Linked DNA regions of Homo sapiens: region 1 is linked to region 2. Evidence: read pairs that join two places in POLR2A ChIA-PET (ENCODE). Cell type or tissue: OCI-LY7. All regions are shown on one strand. Each heading gives the region's core, and the rest is flanking DNA. Links, peaks and the distances in the headings are about the cores only.

The links. Peaks named below come from ENCODE experiments on the same cell type or tissue, not always from the same donor. Only the 100,000 strongest peaks of a DNase experiment are listed, where the experiment ranks them.
Region 1: POLR2A ChIA-PET joins it to region 2 with 5 read pairs; 3 of 35 experiments call an interaction of 5 or more read pairs at or near these places.

Annotation. Positions count from the first base shown.
Region 1 is chr6:24,508,273-24,516,280 of GRCh38, reverse strand. ALDH5A1 (aldehyde dehydrogenase 5 family member A1) reads right to left here. Exons shown (of 10, transcript NM_001080.3): 5 at 971-1,114. Among named protein-coding and RNA genes, the nearest start is that of ALDH5A1, 17 kb to the right of the region's middle. RefSeq lists a silencer at 2,450-2,539. In OCI-LY7, for the core only: a CTCF peak has its summit at 2,479; a DNase peak (open chromatin) is centred at 2,480; H3K4me3 peaks cover 1,324 bases; H3K27ac peaks cover 3,862 bases.
Region 2 is chr6:25,039,851-25,050,763 of GRCh38, reverse strand. It overlaps a transcript of RIPOR2 not described here. Among named protein-coding and RNA genes, the nearest start is that of RIPOR2, 110 kb to the right of the region's middle. In OCI-LY7, for the core only: no CTCF peak of the experiment used is centred there; no DNase peak of the experiment used is centred there.

The sequences.
Region 1 (8,008 bases), core at 107-5,106, 530 kb after region 2:
GTATTTTTAGTAGAGTTGGGGTTTCACCGTGTTAGCCAGGATGGTCTTGATCTCCTGACCTTGTGATCCGCCTGCCTCGGCCTCCCAAAGTGTTGGGATTACAGGTGTGAGCCACCGCGCCCGGCCCTCTTTTGGACATTTAAAAGGATAAATAAACATCTACTTACAGGCATACACATTAAGTTTTTAGCAAAGAACATTTCATCATTTAAGGGAAAAAAAACTCAAAGAAAAAGACCTTTCCATTTCTCTAAGTACTTTTAGACTAAACACATTTTTGTTCAATTCAAAAACATCCATTTCAACATTAATTGTGTGTTTCTGGAATCTCTAACTCTAGATTATTGAAAGAAAGATGCATTCCAGAATTGAAAAAAATACAGTGGAGAACTTTCACCCACTTCATATACAACAAATAATGCAAAAATAATGGGACCCTCGCTGCCCCAATTTCTTTGGTTTTGTCAAGCAGGAACCTATGTCGTGCCACAAAGAACTGTCCAAAATATCCCCAGAGGATGGTCAGATATTACTTTATTCAACCAACAGACCTTTTTTTTGAAACAGAGTCTGCTCTGTCACCCAGTCTGGAGTGCAGTGGCACAATCTTGGCTCACTGCAACCTTCGCCTCCCGGGTTCAAGTGATTCTCATGCCTCAGTCACCTGGGTACCTGGGATTACGGGTGTGCACCACCATGCCTGGTTAATTGTTGTATTTTCTGTGAGGGGGTTTCATCATGTTGGCCAGGCTGGTCTCGAACTCCTGGCCTCAAGTGATCTGCCCACCTCAGCATCCCAAAGTGCTGGAATTACAGGCATGAGCCGCCGTGCTTGGCCTGCGACAGAGCTTTTAACACTCTGCTGGAAATCTTTCCAAAATTGGTGATCAGGATGAAATAGTATTTTTATAACCTATCAAGATAAAATATTAGAAAGACATTTGTTTTCTTTGAAACTTGAGTCACATACCTTTCCTGTAGTTGTTGAACCAGTAAAGGAAATTTTGGACACCAGAGGATCAGTACAAATTGCCTCCCCTACTTCCTTGGCATTCTTTCGAGAACAGGGAATAACATTGTATACACCTGAAGGAATCCCAGCCTGGCTTGCAAGCTATAAAGAGAAACAGCAAACATGTGCCAACAATTTACCAAACTGAAAAAAAAAAAAAAAAAAAGAAAAGAGAAATAAATAGATACTTAACCCAAAAAGTAATGGAAGAAAAATTAAGCTGACACTGGGGACAGACTAAGAATATATTTGAAGTTTAAATATAATTCTTATTAGTGCTAAAGTCACGTTAATATTAATGGGTTGTTAAAGATCATTACAATAAAATTTCTACCGGACATGGTGGCTCATGCCTGTAATCTCAGCGCTTTGGGAGGCAGAGTTGAGAGGATCACTTGAGCCCAGGAGGTGGAGGTTGCAGTGAGCCAAGGTTGCGCCACTGCACTCCAGCCTGGGGAACAGAACAAGACCCTGTCTCAAAAAAACAAACAAACAAACAAAATTCTTAGAGTATAAGTTTCTTTCTTTCTTTTTTTTTTTTAAGACAGTCTTGCTCTGTCACCCAGGCTGGAGTGCATTGGCATAATCTCCACTCATTGCAACCTCTGTCTCCCAGATTCAAGTGATTCTCCTGCCTAAGCCTTCCGAGTAGCTGGGATTACAGGTGCGTGCCTGGCTAATTTTTGTAGTTTTAGTAGAGACGGTTTTCACCATGTTAGCCAGGCTGGTCTCGAACTCCTGGCCTCAAGTGATCCGCCCACCTCAGCCTCCCAAAGTGTTTGGATTACAGTTGTGAGCCACCGGGCCTGGCCAGAGCATGCATTTCAATGCCACGGTCTGTTCAAACTAATAAAGAAGCAAATAAAAAAACCTGAATTTCTGCCCTGAGAAAAATCAAAGGAGATGCCAAGAAAAAAGTTACTTGATTCACCTGTAGAATCAAGGGTGGGAAAGTGAAAAGGGGCATTTAATGAGCACCTACTAGGTGCAGGGCAGCAGTGCAAAGCCTTTCCATAGGTGATTTCCCAGGGGGATGATGAAGAAAGGGAGGCATAGCAGAGAAGAATGCAGCCAAGGCCACAGCTAGTAACAGAACCCGCATGCAAACCCACAGCTACCTGATCTGGACACTCATGCTCTTTCCATAGAGATTCCCTTTGGATAAGACATATCCTGAATTATTTTAATTTCTGGATTCCATTAACAATTAGCTTATTACATAAATCTGACTGGAGATTCTGGGAAGATGAGTTTGTGAGTCTCCCTCAATATCCTCATGAAAACAGCAATTAGACAGCAAACCCCAAATCTCAGAGACATTCACAAGACAATTACAACAAACATTTACAACAAGGTATCTCCACAAACCACAAATTACAAGTGGGTAAGAATATACCACCTGTGTTGACAAGACCTGACCGTCATATCAGCACCTGTGTGAGAGGAAGCAGGGGGCAGCAACGGGCCGTGTGGTATACCCAATAACAGAGAACCCCAAATAGTCCACAGCTGTTCCTCTGAGAACAGCAGCTGTAAGTGGGAGGGCCTTGCCCTATCAATAGTAGGTGAGTACATGGGATGCTGCAATGTCAATAGTAGGTGAGTACATGGGATGCTGCAATAAGGAATGAAGGGCATGGAGAGTCCAGCCCCTGGGAGCCGTGTGATGAAAGATGAGGAGGCCCTGATAAAAACAGGGGAAGGGGATGGAGCCAGCCAGGAAGCAAGCTACCTTATCTTTGAACACGATACACAAGGAAGCAAAAGGTACACTGTGAAGGAAAAGAAGCTATATTCCTAACTGGGCCTTCTTCCAAAAGTTCAGAAAACTAACTTCACATAAAAATAAAATTCTGACAAGAACACTGAGGTCAAATCCCATAAAAAGTTGTTAAAAGAAAAGAGGCTGGGTGTGGTGGCTCATGCTTGTAACCCCAGCACTTTGGGAGGCTGATGTGGGAGGACTGCTTGAGCCCAGAAGTTCTATACCAGGCTACGCAACATAGTGAGACCCTATCTCTACGAAAAAATAAAAAACAAAATTAGCTGGGTATGGTGGTGCACACCTGTAGTCCCAGCTACTTGGGAGGCTGAGGCAGGAGAAACGCTTGAGCCTGGGAGGTCGAGGCTGCAGTGAGCCGTGATAGCAACACAGTACTCCAGCCTCTGTCTCAAGAAAAAAAAGAAAAAAATAGAAAAAATAATAAGAAGTAGAATAATATCCCTATAGACAACAAAAGCATACCAGAAAGACATGCCCACAAAACAGACCCAAACTGGGCCAGGTGCGGTGGCTCACACCTGTAATCCCAGCATTTTAGGAGGCCAAGGTGGGTGGATCACTTGAGGTGAGGAGTTCCAGACCAGCCTGGCCAACATGGCAAAACCCCGTCTCTACTAAAAATGCAAAAAATAGACGGGCATGATGGTGTGTGCCTGCAATTCCAGCTACTTGGAGGGCTGAGGAAGGAGAATCGCTTGAACCAGGGAGGCGGAGATTGCAGTGAGCCAAGACTGTGTCATTTCACTCCAGCCTGGGCAACAAGAGTGAAACTCTGTCTCAAAAACAAAACAAAACAAAACAAAACAAACAACATTAAAAACCAGACCCAAACTGTAACTTACAATTTCAAAACAAGGTAAAAGATGACAAGAAAATCACATCAAGACACAAAAGAACAACCAACATGAACTGAGGCTAGAAAACTTTGGAAATGAGGTGAAGGAATATAGGAAAGAATCAGAAGAAAGAAGTAAATCATTTCAGAAATGAAAACCAAATTAGAAGGAACACAAGCATGAACAAACACAACACATAACCTCAAGAAAAATCGAAGGTGAAAAGAAAGATAATTTTAGAGATCATGGTGGATGGGAAGCAGGACTAGATTGCAGCTCCCACTCGGATGGACAAAACAGCATGTGGAGGCTTGCATTGTGAACTTTTGCTCCAGAACGACTGCAGGAATAAATCAGGAAAACTGGGAGAGCATACAGATCCTGTGAAGGAAGCAGATTGCTCCTGCAGGACCTGGGAGACACCCCAAATACTGTGCTGGTATCTACGGCTGAGAGACCCACAGATGGTTCACATCACAGGACTCTGTGCGGACAACCCTCAGTAGCAGCCTGGAGCCTGGTAGACTTGCTGGGTGGCTAGATCCAGAAGACAGATAACAATCACTACAGCTCGGCTCTCAGGAAGCCACATCCCTAGGAAAAGGGGGAGCTACTACATCAAGGGAACATCCCGTGGGACAAAAGAATCTGAACAACAGCCTTCAGCCCTAGACCTTCCCTCTGACAGAGCCTACCCCAATAAGAAGAAACCAGAAAGCCAACTCTGATAATATGAAAAAACAAGATTCTTTAACACCCCCCAAAAATCACATGAGCTCACCAACAATGGATCCAAATCAAGAAGAAATCCCTGATTTACCTGAAAAAGAATTCAGATAGTTATTTATTAAGCTAATCAGGGAGGCAACAAAGAAAGGCGAAGCCCAATTTAAGGAAGTCACAAAAAAAAAAAAAAAGATACAAGAAATAAGGGGAGAAGTTTTCAATGAAATAGATAGCATAAATAAAAAACAATCAAAACTCCAGGAAACAATGGGTGCACTTATAGAAATGCAAAATGTTCTGGAAAGCCTCAGCAATAGAATTGAACAAGCAGAAGAAAGAACGTCAAAGCTCAAAGACAAGGTTTTCAAATTAACCCAATCAACAAAGACAAAGAAAAAAGCATAAGAAAATATGAACAAAGCTTCCAAGAAGTCTGGGATTATGTTAAACAACCAAACCTAAGAATAATACGTGTTCCTGAGGAAGAAGAGAATTCTAAAAGTTTGGAAAACATATTTGGGGGAATAATCGAGGAAAACTTCTCCAGCCTTGCTAGAGACCTAGACATCCAAATACAAGAAGCACAAAGAACACCTGGGAAATTCATCACAAAAAGATCATCCCCTAGGCACGCTGTCATCAGGTTACCTGAAGTTCAGACGAAGGAAAGAGTCTTAAGGGCTGTGAGGCAAAAGCACCAGGTAACCTATAAAGGAAAACCTATCAGATTAGCAGATTTCTCAGCAGAAACCCTACAAACTAGAAGGGACTGGGGCCCTATCTTCAGCCTCCTCAAACAAAGCAATTATCAGCCAAGAATTTTGTATCCAGAGAAACTAAGCTGCATTTATGAAGAAAAGATACAGTCTTTTTCAGACAAACACATGCTGAGAGAATTCGCCACTACCAAACCAACACTACAAGAACTGATAAAAGGAGCTCCAAATCTTGAAACAAATCCTGGAAACACATCAAAACAGAACCTCTTTAAAGCATAAATCTCACAGGACCTATAAAACAAAAATACAATTAAAAAACAAAACAAAACAAAACCCAAAAGTATTCAGGCAACAAATAGCATGATGACTGGAATAGTACCTCACATCTCAATACAAACATTGAATGTAAATGCCTTAAATACTCCACTTAAAAGATACAGAATTGCAGAATGGATGAGAGTTCACCAACCAACTTTCTGTTGCCTTTAAGAGACCCACCTAATACATAAGGACTCACAGAAACTTAAGGTAAAGGGGTGGAAAAAGGCATTCCAATCAAATGGACACCAAAAGTGAGCAGGAGTAGCTATTCTTATATTAGACAAAACAAACTTTAAAGCAACAGCAGTTAAAAAAGACAGAGAGGGACATTATATATTGATAAAAGGCCTCGTTCAACAGGAAAATATCACAATCCTAAATATATATGCATGTAACACTGGAGCTCCCAAATTTCTAAAATGATTACTATTAGACCTAAGAAATGAGATAGACAGCAACACAATAATAATGGGGGATTTCAATACTCCATTGACAGCACTAGACAGGTCATCAAGACAGAAAGTTAACAAAGAAACACTAGATTTAAACTACACCCTGGAACAAATGGACTTAGCAGATATTTACAGAACATTATCCAATAGCTGCAGAATATACATTCTATTTATTAGTGCATGGAACTTTCTCCAAGATAGACCATATGATAGGCCACAAAATGAGCCTCAATAAATTTAAGAAAATTGAAATTATATCAAGCACTCTCTCAGACCACAGTGGAATAAAGCTGGAAATCAACTCCAAAAGGAACCTTCAAAACCATGCAAATACATAGAAATTAAATAACTTGCTCCTGAATGATCATTAGGTCAAAAATGGAATCAAGATGGAAATTAAAAAATTATTTGAACTGAATGACAACAGTGATACAACATATCAAAACCTCTGGGATACAGCAAAGGTGGTGCCAAGAGCCAAGTTCATGGCCCTAAATGCTTACATCAAAAAGTCTGAAAGAGCATAAATAAATAATCTAAGGTCCCACCTCAAAGAACTAGAGAAACAAGAACAAACCAAACCCAAACCCAGCAGAAGAAAGGAAATAACCAAGATCAGAGCAGAACTAAATGAAATAGAAATAAACAAAAATACAAAATATAAATGATACAAAAAGCTGGTTCTTTGAAAAGATAAAATTGATAGACCATTAGAAGAGAAGAGAGAAAATCCAAATAATCTCAATTAGAAATGAAATGGGAGATATTACAACTGACACCACAGAAGTACAAAAGATCATTCAAGGCTACTCTGAACACCTTTACACACATAAACTAGAAAACCGAGAGGAGATGGATAAATTCCTGGAAATATACAGCCCTCCTAGCTTAAATCAGGAAGAACGAGATATCCCGAACAGACTGAAATGGTAGTAAAATAATTACCAACCAAAAAAAGTTCAGGACCAGACAGATTCACAGCAGAATTCTACCAGACATTCAAAGAAGAATTGGTATCAATCCTATTGACACTATTCCACAAGATAGAGAAAGAGGGAATCCTCCCTCAACAAATGGTGCTGGGATAATTGGCAAGCCACATGTGGGAAAATAAAACTGGATCCTCATCGCTCACCTTATACAAAATAAACTCAAGATGAATCAAGAACTTAAATCTAAGACCTGAAACTATAAAAATTCTAGAAGATAACATTGGAAAAACCCTTCTAGCCATTGGCCTAGGCAAGGATTTCATGACCAAGAACCCAAAAGCAAATGCAACTAAAACAAAGATAAATAGCTGGGACTTAAATAAACTAAAGAGCTTTTGCATGGCAAAAGGAACAGTCAGCAGAGTAAACAGACAACCCACAGAGCAGGAGAAAGTCTTCACAATCTATACATCTGACAAAGGACTAATATCCAGAATCTACAACAAACTCAAACAAATTAACAACAAAGAAAACACTCCCATCAAAAAGTGGGCTAAGAACATAATAGACAATTCTCAAAAGAAGATATACAAATGGCCCACAAACATATGAAAAAATGCTCAACATCACTAATGATCAAGGAAATGCAAATCAAAACCACAATGCAATACCACCTTACTCCTGCAAGGTTGGTCATAGTAAAAAAATTAAAAAATAATAGATGTCAGTGTGGATGTGGTGAACAGGGAACATTTCTACATTGCTGGTGGGAATGTAAACTAGTACAACCACTATGGAAAACAGTGTGGAGATTCCTTAGAGAACTAAAAGTAGAACTACCATTTGATCCAGCAACCCCACTACTGGGTATCTACCCAGAGGAAAAGAAGTCATTATACAGAAAAGATACTTGCACATGCACGTTTATAGCAGCACAATTCACAATTGCAAAAGCATGGAACAAACCCAAATGCCCATCAATCAACAAGTGGATAAACTGTATCCTATGTGGTTTATACATAGGATGGAATACTACTCAGCCATAAAAAGGAATGAATTAATGGCATTTGCAGTGGGCTGGATGAGATTAGAGGATTAGAGACTATTAATCTTTTTTTTTTTTTTTTTTTTTTTTTTTGGAGATGGAGTCTTGCTCTGTCACCTGGCTGGAGTACGGTGGCATGATCTTGGCTCACTGCAACCTCTGCCTCTCAGTCCAAGTGATTC
Region 2 (10,913 bases), core at 2,823-7,822:
TCCACTTCTTGTTCCATACACCCACCCGCTAGTCTTTCTATGATTATAATGAGGAAACTGGCAAGATCTGTATTTAAATTCACAAGAGCAGAGAAAATGCAAACTTTTCAACTGCCTCTCATTTTAGACCTAACTGTACTTTCCGCCCCCTCTGGCCTGCTGTTCTCTCTCATCTGCTATTGTAAATTATGTACATCAGAAACGTTGGTGACTCATGCAGCAGAGGCTTTAGGAAATGTGTGGCTTAATGAGGAGGAAAGAAGGTCTGACGCTGATTGCAAAAAAAAAAAAAAAAAGCACTTGATTTTTTTGTATCACATTCTCCACATTCAAGTTCATTGCTTGCACAGAATTTCAAGCGCCATATAATAAAAGAAGGTGATAGAGGGAACATAGTCACAGTACCGTGACAGCTTCTGGAAGATTTCTCTCATCTCGAATTTGCCTCCTTGGCAGCTATCTGATTTGATTTATGTTAAATGCCGTATAGAACAGAAAAGTGTTGCAATTAACAATTGTAAAAACCAAGAAGAGAGGAGACTGTTAGAACAATATCCATTTCTAGGTCTCCCAAATATAGTTTTCTTTTCTTTTCCAACTTTTATTTTAGATTCAGGGGGTACGTGTGCAGGATTGTTACCTAGGTATATTGTGTGATGCTGATGTTTGGGGTATGATGATCCTGCCACCCAGGTACTGAGTGTAGTAACAACGGTTGGTTTTTCAAACCTTGCCCTCATCCCTCCCTCCCTGCTCTAGTAGTCCGCAGTGTCTATTGTTCCCATCATTATGTCTGTAAGTACCCATTGTTTAGCTCCCACTTATAAGTGAGAACACACAGTCTTTGGATTTCTGTTCCTGCATTAATTTGCTTAGGATAATGGCCTCCAGTGGCATCCATGTTGCTGCAAAGGATATGATTTCACTTTTTGATGTCTATGTAGTATTTCGTGGTGTATATGTACCACATTTTCTTTATTCAATCCACAATTGATAGGCATCTAGGTGGCTCCATATATCTTTGCCATTGTGAATAGTGCTGTGATGAACATGTGAGTGTATGTGTCTTTTGGGTGGAACAAGTTGTTTTCTTTTCAGCATATGCAGAGTAATGGGATTGCCGGGTGGAATGGCAGCTCTGTGTTAAGTTTTTGAGAAATCTCCAAACTGCTTTCTACAGTAGCTGAACTAATTTACATTTCCACCAACTGTGTATAAGTGTTCCCTTTTCTCTGCAGCCTCACCAACATCTGTTGTTTTTTGACTTTTTAATAAGAGCCATGCTGACTGGTGTGAGATGATTTCTCATTGTGGCTTGTATTTGCATTTCTCTAATAATTAATGATGTGGAGCATTTTTTAATGTTTTTTGGCCACTTGTATGCCTTCTTTCGAGAAGTGTCTGTTCATGTCTTTTGCCCATTTTAAAGGGGTTAATTTTTAATGGGTTATTATTATTATTTGCATGTTCAATTGTTTAAGTTCCTTATAGATTCTGGATATTAGACCTTTGTTGGATACATAGTTGCAAATATTTTCTCCTATTTTGTAGGTTGTCTGTTTACTCTGTTGATAGGTTCTTCTGCTGTGTGTGCAGAAGCTCTTAAATTTAATTAGGTCCCACTTGTCATTTTTTTTGTTGTGCTTGCTTTTGAGGACTTAGTCATAAATTCTTTTCCAAAGTCGATATCCAGAATGAGCTTCCTAGGTTTTCTTCTAGGATTCTTATAGTTTGAGGTTTTTCATTTAAATCTTTAATCCATCTTAATTTTTGTATACGGTGAAATGGAGGGGTCCAAGTTCATTATTCTGCATACGGCTAGCCAGCTATCCCCATGCGATGTATTGAATTTTCTCCATTGCTTATTATTGTTGACTTTGTTGAAGATTAGATGGCTGTAGTTATGCAGCTTTATTTCTGGGTTCTCTATTCTGTTCCATTGGTCTATGTGTCTGTTTTTGTACCAGTACCAAGCTATTTTGTTTACTGCGGCCTTATAGTATAGTTTGAAGTCAGATAATGTGATGCCTCTGGCTTTTTTCTTCTTGCTTAGGATTGCTTTGGCTATCTAGGCTCTTTTTTGGTTCCATATGAATTTTAGCATAGTTTTTCTCCAATTCTGTAAAAAATGACGTGAGTAGTTTGATAGGAATTGTGTTGTATCTGCAGATTGCTTTGGGCAATATAGCCATTTTAATGATACTGATTCTTCCAATCCATGGACATGGAATGTTTTCCATTTGTTTGTGTCATCTGTGATTCCTTTTGGCAGTGTTTTGTAGTTCTCCCTGTAGAGCTCTTTCACCTCCTTGGTTACATGTATTCCTAGGCATTTTATTTTTGTGTGTGTAACTATTGTAAATGGGATTGCATTCTTGATTTGGCTCTCAGCTTGAACGTTATTGGTGTATAGAAATGCTACCAATTTTTGTATATTGATTTGGTATCCTTAAACCTTGCTAAAATGATTTATCTGTTCTAATAGCCTTTTGGCAGAGTCCTTAGGGTTTTCTAACTATAGAATCACATCACCAGCAAAGAGATATGGCTTGACCTCTTTTCCTATTTAGTTGCCTTTTTTTCCTCTTGCCTGATTGCTGTGGTTAGCCCTTCCAGTACTATGCTGAATAGGAGTGATGAGAGTGGGCATCCTTGTCTTATTCTAGTTCTCAAGGGGAATGATTCCAGGTTTTGCCTGTTCAGTATGATGTTGTCTGTGAGTTTGCCATAGATGGCTCTTATTATTTTAAGGTATTTTCCTAAGGTATGTTCCAGTGCCTAGTTTCGTGAGGGTTTTTTAAAATCATGAAGGGATGTTGTATTTTATCAAAAGCTTTTTCCATGTCTATTGAGATGATCAAATGGTTTTTGTTTTTAATTCTGTTTATGTGGTGTTATATATAGATTTGCATACGTTGACCTTGCATCCCAGGAATGAAGCCTGCTTGATCATGGTGAATTAACTCTTTCAGATGTGCTGTTGAATTTGGTTTGCTAGGTGTTTTTTTTTTTTTTTTTTTTTTAAAGACAGGGTTTCACTCTGTTGCCCAGGCTGGAGTGTACTAATGCAATCATGGCTCACTACAGCCTCGAGCTCCTGGGCTCAAGTGATCCTCCCACCTCAGCCTCCTGACTAGCTGGGACTACAGGCATATGCCACTATGCCTGGCTAATTTTTGTTTTTGTGTTTTTTTGTGGAGATGGGGTTTCGCCATGTTGCCCAGGCTAGTCTTGAACTCATGAGCTCATGCAATCCACCTGCCTTGGCCTCCCAGAGTTCTGGGATTATAGGTATTAGCCGCTGTGCCCAGGCAGTTTGCTAGTATTTTATTAAGGATTTTTGCATCTATGTTCATTAAGGATATTGGCCAATAGTGTTCTTTCTTCATTGTGTCTTGGCCAGGTTTTTGTACCAAGTTGATGCTGACTTCATAGAATGAGCTGGTGATATGGTTTGGCTGTGTCCTCATTTGTCAAGGATGAAGCCAGGTGGAGATAATTGAATCAGGGGACAGTTTCTCCCATACTGTTCTCATGGTAGTGAATAAGTCTCATGAGATCTGATGGTTTTATAAATGGGAGTTCCCCTGCACAACCCCTCTTGCCTCCCATCATGTAAAATGTGCCTTTGCTTCTCCTTTGCTTTCCACCGTGATTGTGAGGCATCCCTAGCCATGTGGAACTGTGAGCCTGTTACATCTCTTTTTCTTTACACATTACCCAGTCTCGGGTATGTCTTTATTAGCATTATGAGAACTGACAAATACAGCTAGGGAGGAGTCCCTTCTCCCCAGTTTTTTGGAATAGTTTCAGTAGAATAGGTACCAGATCTTCTTTGTACTTCTGGTAGAATTCAGCTGTGAATCCATCTAGTCTGGAGTTTTCTTGGTTGATAGTATTTTTTAATACAGATTCAATTTCAGAAGTTGATATTGGTCTGTTTAGTGTTTCAATTTCTTCCTGATTCAATCTTAAGAGATTGTGTGCCTCTAGGAATTTTTCCATTTCTTCTGGATTTTCTAGTTTGTGTGCATAGATGTAGTCATAATAGTTTCTGAGGATCTTTTGTATTTCTGTGGAATTAGTTGTAATGTCACCTTTGTTGTTTCTGATTGTGCTTATTTGGATCTTCTCTCTTTTTTTTCTTTGTCAGTCTAGCTAGTGGTCTATCAATCTTGTTTATCCTTTCAAAAATCCAACTTTTGCTTTCACTGATTCTTTGAATGGATTTTTGGGTCTCAATTTCATTCAGTTCTTGTCTGATTTTAGTTCTTCCTTTTCTTCTACTAGCTTTGGAATTAGTTTGGAACTTGTTTCTCTAGTTCCTTTAGGTGTGATATTAGATTGTTAATTTGAGATCTTTCTAACTTTCTGAGTTAGGCATCTAGTGCTATAAGCTTTCCTCTTAACATTGCTTTTGCTGCACCCCAAAGATTTTGGTATGTTGTATCTGTTTTATTTCAAATTTTTTTTAATTTCTTCCTTGATTTTGTTGTTTGCCCAAAAGTCATTCAGGAGCAAGTTGTATAATTTCCATGTAATTATGTGGTTTTGAGAGATCTTTTTGGTATTGATTTATATTTTTATTCCACTGTGATCTGAGAGTATGGTATAATTTTGATTTTTAAAAAATTTATTGAGACTTGCTTTATGGCCAAGCATATGGTCGATTTTGAAATATGTTCTGTGTGCAGATGAGAAGAATGTGTATTCTGTCATTGATCAGTGGAGGATTCTGTAGATGTCTATTAGGGCCAATTGCTCAAGTATCAAGTTTAAATCCAGAATTTCTTTATTAGCTTTTTGCCTCAATGATCTATCTAATGCTGTCAGTGTGTTATTGAAGTCCCCGACTATTATTGTGTGGTTGTATGAGTCTTTTCATAGGTCTAGAAGTACATTTTTATGAATCTAGGTGCTCCAATGTTGGGTGTGTATATATTTAGTATAGTTAAGTCTTCTTGTTGTATTGAATTCTTTATCATTGTGTAGTGCCCTTCTTTGTCTTTTTTATTGTTGTTGGTTTAAAATTTGTTTTATCTGATATAAGAAGAGTGATTGCTGCTTTTTATAGTTTTCCATTTGTGTAGATCTTTCTCCAACCCTTTACTTTGCACCCATAGGGGTGTCACGATGTGTGAAATGGGTCCCTTGAAGACAGCAGACAGATAGGGTTTTTTTTTTTTTTGTATCTAATTTGCCGCTCTGTGCCTTTTAAGTGGGGTGTTTAGGCCATTTACATTCAAGGTTAATATTGATATGTGAGGTTTTGACCCTACTGTGAAGTTGATACCTGGTTGCTTTGTAGCTTCTATTGTGCAATTGCTTTATCGAGTCTGTTGGTTACGTACTTAACTCTGTTTTTGTGGTAGCAGGTATTGCTCTTTTGTTTCCATGTTTAGAAGTCCCTTAAGGATTTCTTGTAAGCTGTTCTAGTGGGAAAAAAAATTCCCTTAGCACTTGCTTGTCTGGAAAAGATTATATTTCCCTTTTCTTATGAAGCTTAGTTTGATGAGATATGAAATTCTTGGTTGGAATTTCTTTTCTTTCAGACTACTGAACACAGGCCCCCAATCTCTCTTGGTTTATAAGGTTTCTTCTAAGAAATCTATTGTTAGCCTGATGGGGTTCCTTTAGTATGTAATTTGCCCTTTTTCTCTAACTATCTTTGAGATTTTTTTCTTTAGCATTGACCCAGCCTGGTGACTGTATTCCTTAGTGATGTTCATTTTGTATAGTATCTCACAGGTGTTCGCTGGATTTTTTTGTATCTGGATGTCTATCTCTCTGGCAAGATTAGGGAAATTTTCTTGAATTATTCCACCAAATATATTTTCCAGGTTGTTTATTTTTTCTCCTTCTCTCCCAGGAATGCCAATAATTCATAAGTTTGGTTGCTTTACATAATCGCATATTTTTTGAAGACTTTGTTCCTTTTTTAAAATTCTTTTTTCTTAATTTTTGTCTGACTGTGTTAGTTCAAAAGACCAGTCTTTAAGCTCTGAAATTCTTTCTTCTGCTTGGTCCAGTTTACCAAATATAGTTTTCTTATGCTGCATTTGCCATTCTAGGGAATTGTGTTCAGTGGCAATAGTCAAGAAAACCTCACTGGCTACCTTACGTAGATTTTGTCTTAATTTTGGTCTCTACCTTTCCCCCCTAATTCAGAAAATGAGTCTTGGGGAGCTGGCACATGAGGGATCAGGATCCACAAGAAATTGTCTAGACCAGGAATGTCCCACATGACCTGCAATTGCCAGTTAATGTAATGACTCAGAGTGGTGGTCCCTCAGGTAAACAAAGACACTCTGCAAATAGATTTATAGAATACAAAGGGCCTTTACAAGCTGGAAAAGGCAAGGAACAGATCCTCCACCGGAGCCTCCAGAAGGAATGCAGCTCTGCCTATACCTCGACTTTCACCCTATAAGACCCATTTCAGACTTTGACCTCCAGAACTGAAAGATGATAGATCTGTGTTGTTTTAAGCCTTTAAATTTGTGGTAATTTGTTATAGCAGCAGTAGGAAACTAATACACAGAACTTGTGATATAAAGTATCCCAGACCCCCTCATATTGCAGATAAGGAAACAGAGGCCCAGGGAATTTGCCAACTTTCATGAAGTCACATGGCTAGTTAATAATAGCTGCTGACAACATTGAGAAATTCCTCTATGCTAAACACAAGTCTTAGTCCTTAGCATGTATTTACTCATGAAGTCATCAGCATAACCCTAAGGCAGCGGCCCTCATTCTTATCCTCACATTTTATAGATTAAGAGACTGAGGCATAAGGATGTTAATGTCATGAAGATACTAAATAGGGTGCTACGAGTTTGCACCCAGGCATTTCTGCTCTGGAATGCACTCTCTTTACCACCAGACATAGTGACAGAAGGGGAGCCTGAGCTCTTGGGTGCCAGTCCAGTATCCTACCAACTTCTAAAGAGTTACTTGATCTCATTTCCTCTTGACAACTCTGAAATCTGTAGGTCATTCCCATTCTAAGTGAAGAAAACAAGACACCGAGACCAAGAGATGTGCCTAAAGCACTCACCTGGTCAGTTGCAATTACAAGCCTTTTGACTCCCATCTCTTGGTAGTTTCCCCCAGTCCCTCTGCTTCTGGCACCATGAGAGACACAAAAGATAAATGACAGAGTTTCTGCCATCAGCAAGTTTATGGGTTATCTTGGGCTAAATTTGGTAACTTGGGTGTCACTTTTTTCAGTTCCATCCTCAGGGCAAGACTACTCCTGAGGCCTTGATCAATAACTGTTTGTTCTCTGGAGCAATCTGACATTGCACAGAGGAAAAGCTTGGAACAAAGTAAGCAATCAATGTACTGAGCTTCCCCTGCCAGGGGCAGCTTTAGAATGTCTATGTAAGAGAGTCTTCAGCCACATATTTGGAAGAGGCTGTAGCACCTAAGTGTGGTATTATAGCCAACATAATGTATTTAGTTAGAGTGTATTTTTACTTGGGGAATTTTGAGGAGGAGCTGATGGAGATTTAGGGGGCTGACTAAAACTGCCCCAAACCACCCCTTGATGTACCACTTCCCCATGTAAACCCCTGTATGTTGCAGCTCAGAAAGAGGAATATACAGTTCTCGCCACCAAGAAGCTTACTCAGTATTTGAATGTGGGCAATTTTTTTTTCTTTTCTCTTTTTTCTTCATACAGTCTTTCTCTGTTGCCCAGGCTGGAGAGCAAAAGTGCAATCATAGCTCACTGCAACCTTGAACTCTTCCCTCAGGCAATCCTCCTGCCTCAGCCTCTGGAGTAGCTGGGACTATAGGCACACACCACCAAGACCAACTAATTTTAAAATTTTTTGTAGAGATAGGGTCCTGCTGTGTTGCCCTGGCCTCAAGTGATCCTCCCACCTCAGCCTCCCAAAGCGCTGAGATTACAGGTGTGAGCTACTTCATCCAGCCTGGATGCGTGCTTTAAAAGAAATCAGAGAACAAACAAAACGCCTAACAAATTTGGGCAGTGCAGACATGGGCCACCTGCAGGTGAGAGCAATAGGTGCGTGGAGGACAGCCCCATGTCTATGGCTTCAGGAAAGCCTCATGTAAAATGAGGCTTTGAAGTATGAACTAGTAGGTGAGGGGCAAGTGTGATCGTAGGTGGAGAAAAAGAATGGGTGAGAAAATTCAAATAGACATATTTGAAGACAGTGCACTGGGCAGATTAACTGGTGAAAAAGAAAGTATGAAATCACTTATGTTGGTTATCACCGAATCATTCTTTCAGTCAACAAATATTTATTGCTCACCTACCAAGTGCCAGGCACTATATTAGATACCGGAGACCCAGCAGTAAATAAATCATACGCCCTAAAAGGTAAGGGGTGTTGCTCTGATTCAGCTCTAGCAGCAAAGCTCTGCTCTTCATTTCTGCCTACAGAGAGGGATTCCCATTTCAGCCCATTCCTGCGTGCAGTCAGACACACCTGCCCTCCCCCTGCCATTGCACGGCTCCTCTGACGCGAGGGCAGACACAGGAGCCCGGTGATCGTCTCTGCTTGAATAAATTACCGCCCCATCATCTTCATGCATAAAACATGGCACAGGAGGCTAGGGCAGCCCAGCACAGCAGCTGCCTTCGGGCCAGTCGGAAGTTAAGGGAAGGAAAGGCAAGGCAAGTTACAAGATAAAAGAAGTCAACGGAAGCCTCAAATACTCTTTTTTTTTTTTTTAAGAAAAGAACAAAAAGGGGGGGGTTAAGTTTTCTTTTTCATTTTTATACGTCTGGACTTAACTTCCAGGATAGCTGCAAGACCCTTTTGTTCCTTTGCCATGAGCAGGTTTTAGGCCGCTCTGTTGGGACCATGGTGTTACCTTCGCGATTACACTGGATCAGAAACAGGCCATGGAGGGACAGGATCCGGAGGCGCCAGCTCAACCGTGAGTGTCCCGTCTGGTGTTACCTACTCTCTGCCTTTGTTTTCCACACTTTCCCGCAACACACTCATTTCTTGCCCTCTGCAAATCTTCTCCAATCTTTCCCCCTTCCTCCTCTCTTCCACTTTCCTGTGCTCCGTTTTCCAATGGACTTTGGTATTTTTTTACCGACTCTCTCTCTTCCTATTTCCTTCCCAGCCCTATCCTAATTAGAGGTAACTAGATACATTTTGTTTCAAGTGGTGAGCAAGACAGGGCCACAGGGCCTCTTTTCTTTATTTCTCCAACCAGATGGAAAATACAAATAAATATTTACATCGGTCAAGGAGTCATGTGAATTGGAATTTTTGTTTATTACAGTGGGGAAAAAAATGGAACATCTGAATCAAACAGGTTATCAGCAGTGTCGCTAGATGAGGTGAAATTCAAGGATCAGTGAGTCATATTTCCTTTAAAGGGCCCAATTGTATGCTTCTTAAATTATCAAACTCACAACTGAGTAGACAGGAACTCTAACCAAAAGGGAGTTTTTAGTGCTGGAGTAATCTGAGAATGAAAAAGCATTTCCTATGTATGCCAAGACCATTTCTCATGAACAAGTAACAAATTTGTGTGTGTCTGTTTTTAGAGATGTTTATTTATCTCAGATGTCAGCAAATTCAAATGGGTGGAGGGCTGGGCTGCTAAGAAGAATGAGTGAAAGGGGTCTGTTTTCACAGGGGTAAGGAATAGTTCACTTTCTTCCTGTCTCTGTTGTGAGAAAAATGATAGTGAAAGCATGATGATAAATGACAACTGACATTTGGCCTCAATATGAGGTAGCAATAGGCAGTGGTAGAGGGTGCAGCAAATGGGGAAATATGTGTCCCATCATAGTGGGGCACCCACCATTCAATGCCATCAGATTGTTTCCATGAGGAATGGGGTAGAGGTTGGTGGATTTTCCAATTTTTCAAAAAAAGCAGGCAGATGCGGTAGCTCATGCCTGTAATCCCAGCACTTTGGGAGGCCAAGGCGGGAGGATCATGACGTCAAGAGATCGAGACCACCCTGGCCAACATGGTGAAACCCTGTCTCTACTAAAAATACAAAAATTAGCCGGGCGTGGTGGTGGACGCCTGTAATCCCAGCTACTCAGGAGGCTGAGGCATGAGAATCACTTGAACCCAGGAGGTGGAGGTTGCGGTGAGCTGAGATCGTGCCATTGCACTCTAGCCTGGGCAACAACAGCGAAACTCTGTCTCGAAAAAAAAAAAAAAAAGCAAGAAACACTAATTTCTATGTGAAAGCTCTCAAGTTTAAATGTTGGCAGTTTATTCTTTGAATTTTAAATATGTAATACCAATGTTCTGAGGCAACGTGTGACAACTGTGGACCACCAGTAGCCAAGCCCTGGTTTATGTGCTAGGTGTTGTTCTCATTAGAAGTCCATCACACAGGCCGGGCGCGGTGGCTCACGCCTGTAATTCCAACACTTTGGGAGGCCGAGTTGGGCAGATCACCTGAGGTGAGGAGTTGAAGAGCAGCCTGGCCAACATGGTAAAACCCCATCTCTACTAAAAATACAAAAATTAGCCAGGCGTGGTGGTGGGCACCTGTAATCCCAACTACTCAAGAGGCTGAGACTGGAGAATCGCTTGAACCCAAGAGGCGGAGATTGCAGTGAGCGGAGATTGTGCCATTGTACTCCAGCCTGGGCGATGAGCGAAACTCCATCTAAAAAAAAAAAAAAAGTAGAAGTCTATCACACAGTGTTCTTTATGCCTAGATGCCTAGTTATATGTTGGCAACTCTTCCTTATGTGTTAAAAGCCCCTGGTATAGACAATTAAATTAAGATGAATGAGTGGCTTAGGAACATGTATCCAAAATAGTCACAGTCTACTAGTTTCGGAGGCAAGCTGAGCTGGTTGGATTCCAAATGACAATTCAAAGACAAGCAAACAATTTGCATCAAGCAAAATACTTCTTTTTCTTTGATATAATTGAAGAAGCCATCAGTTT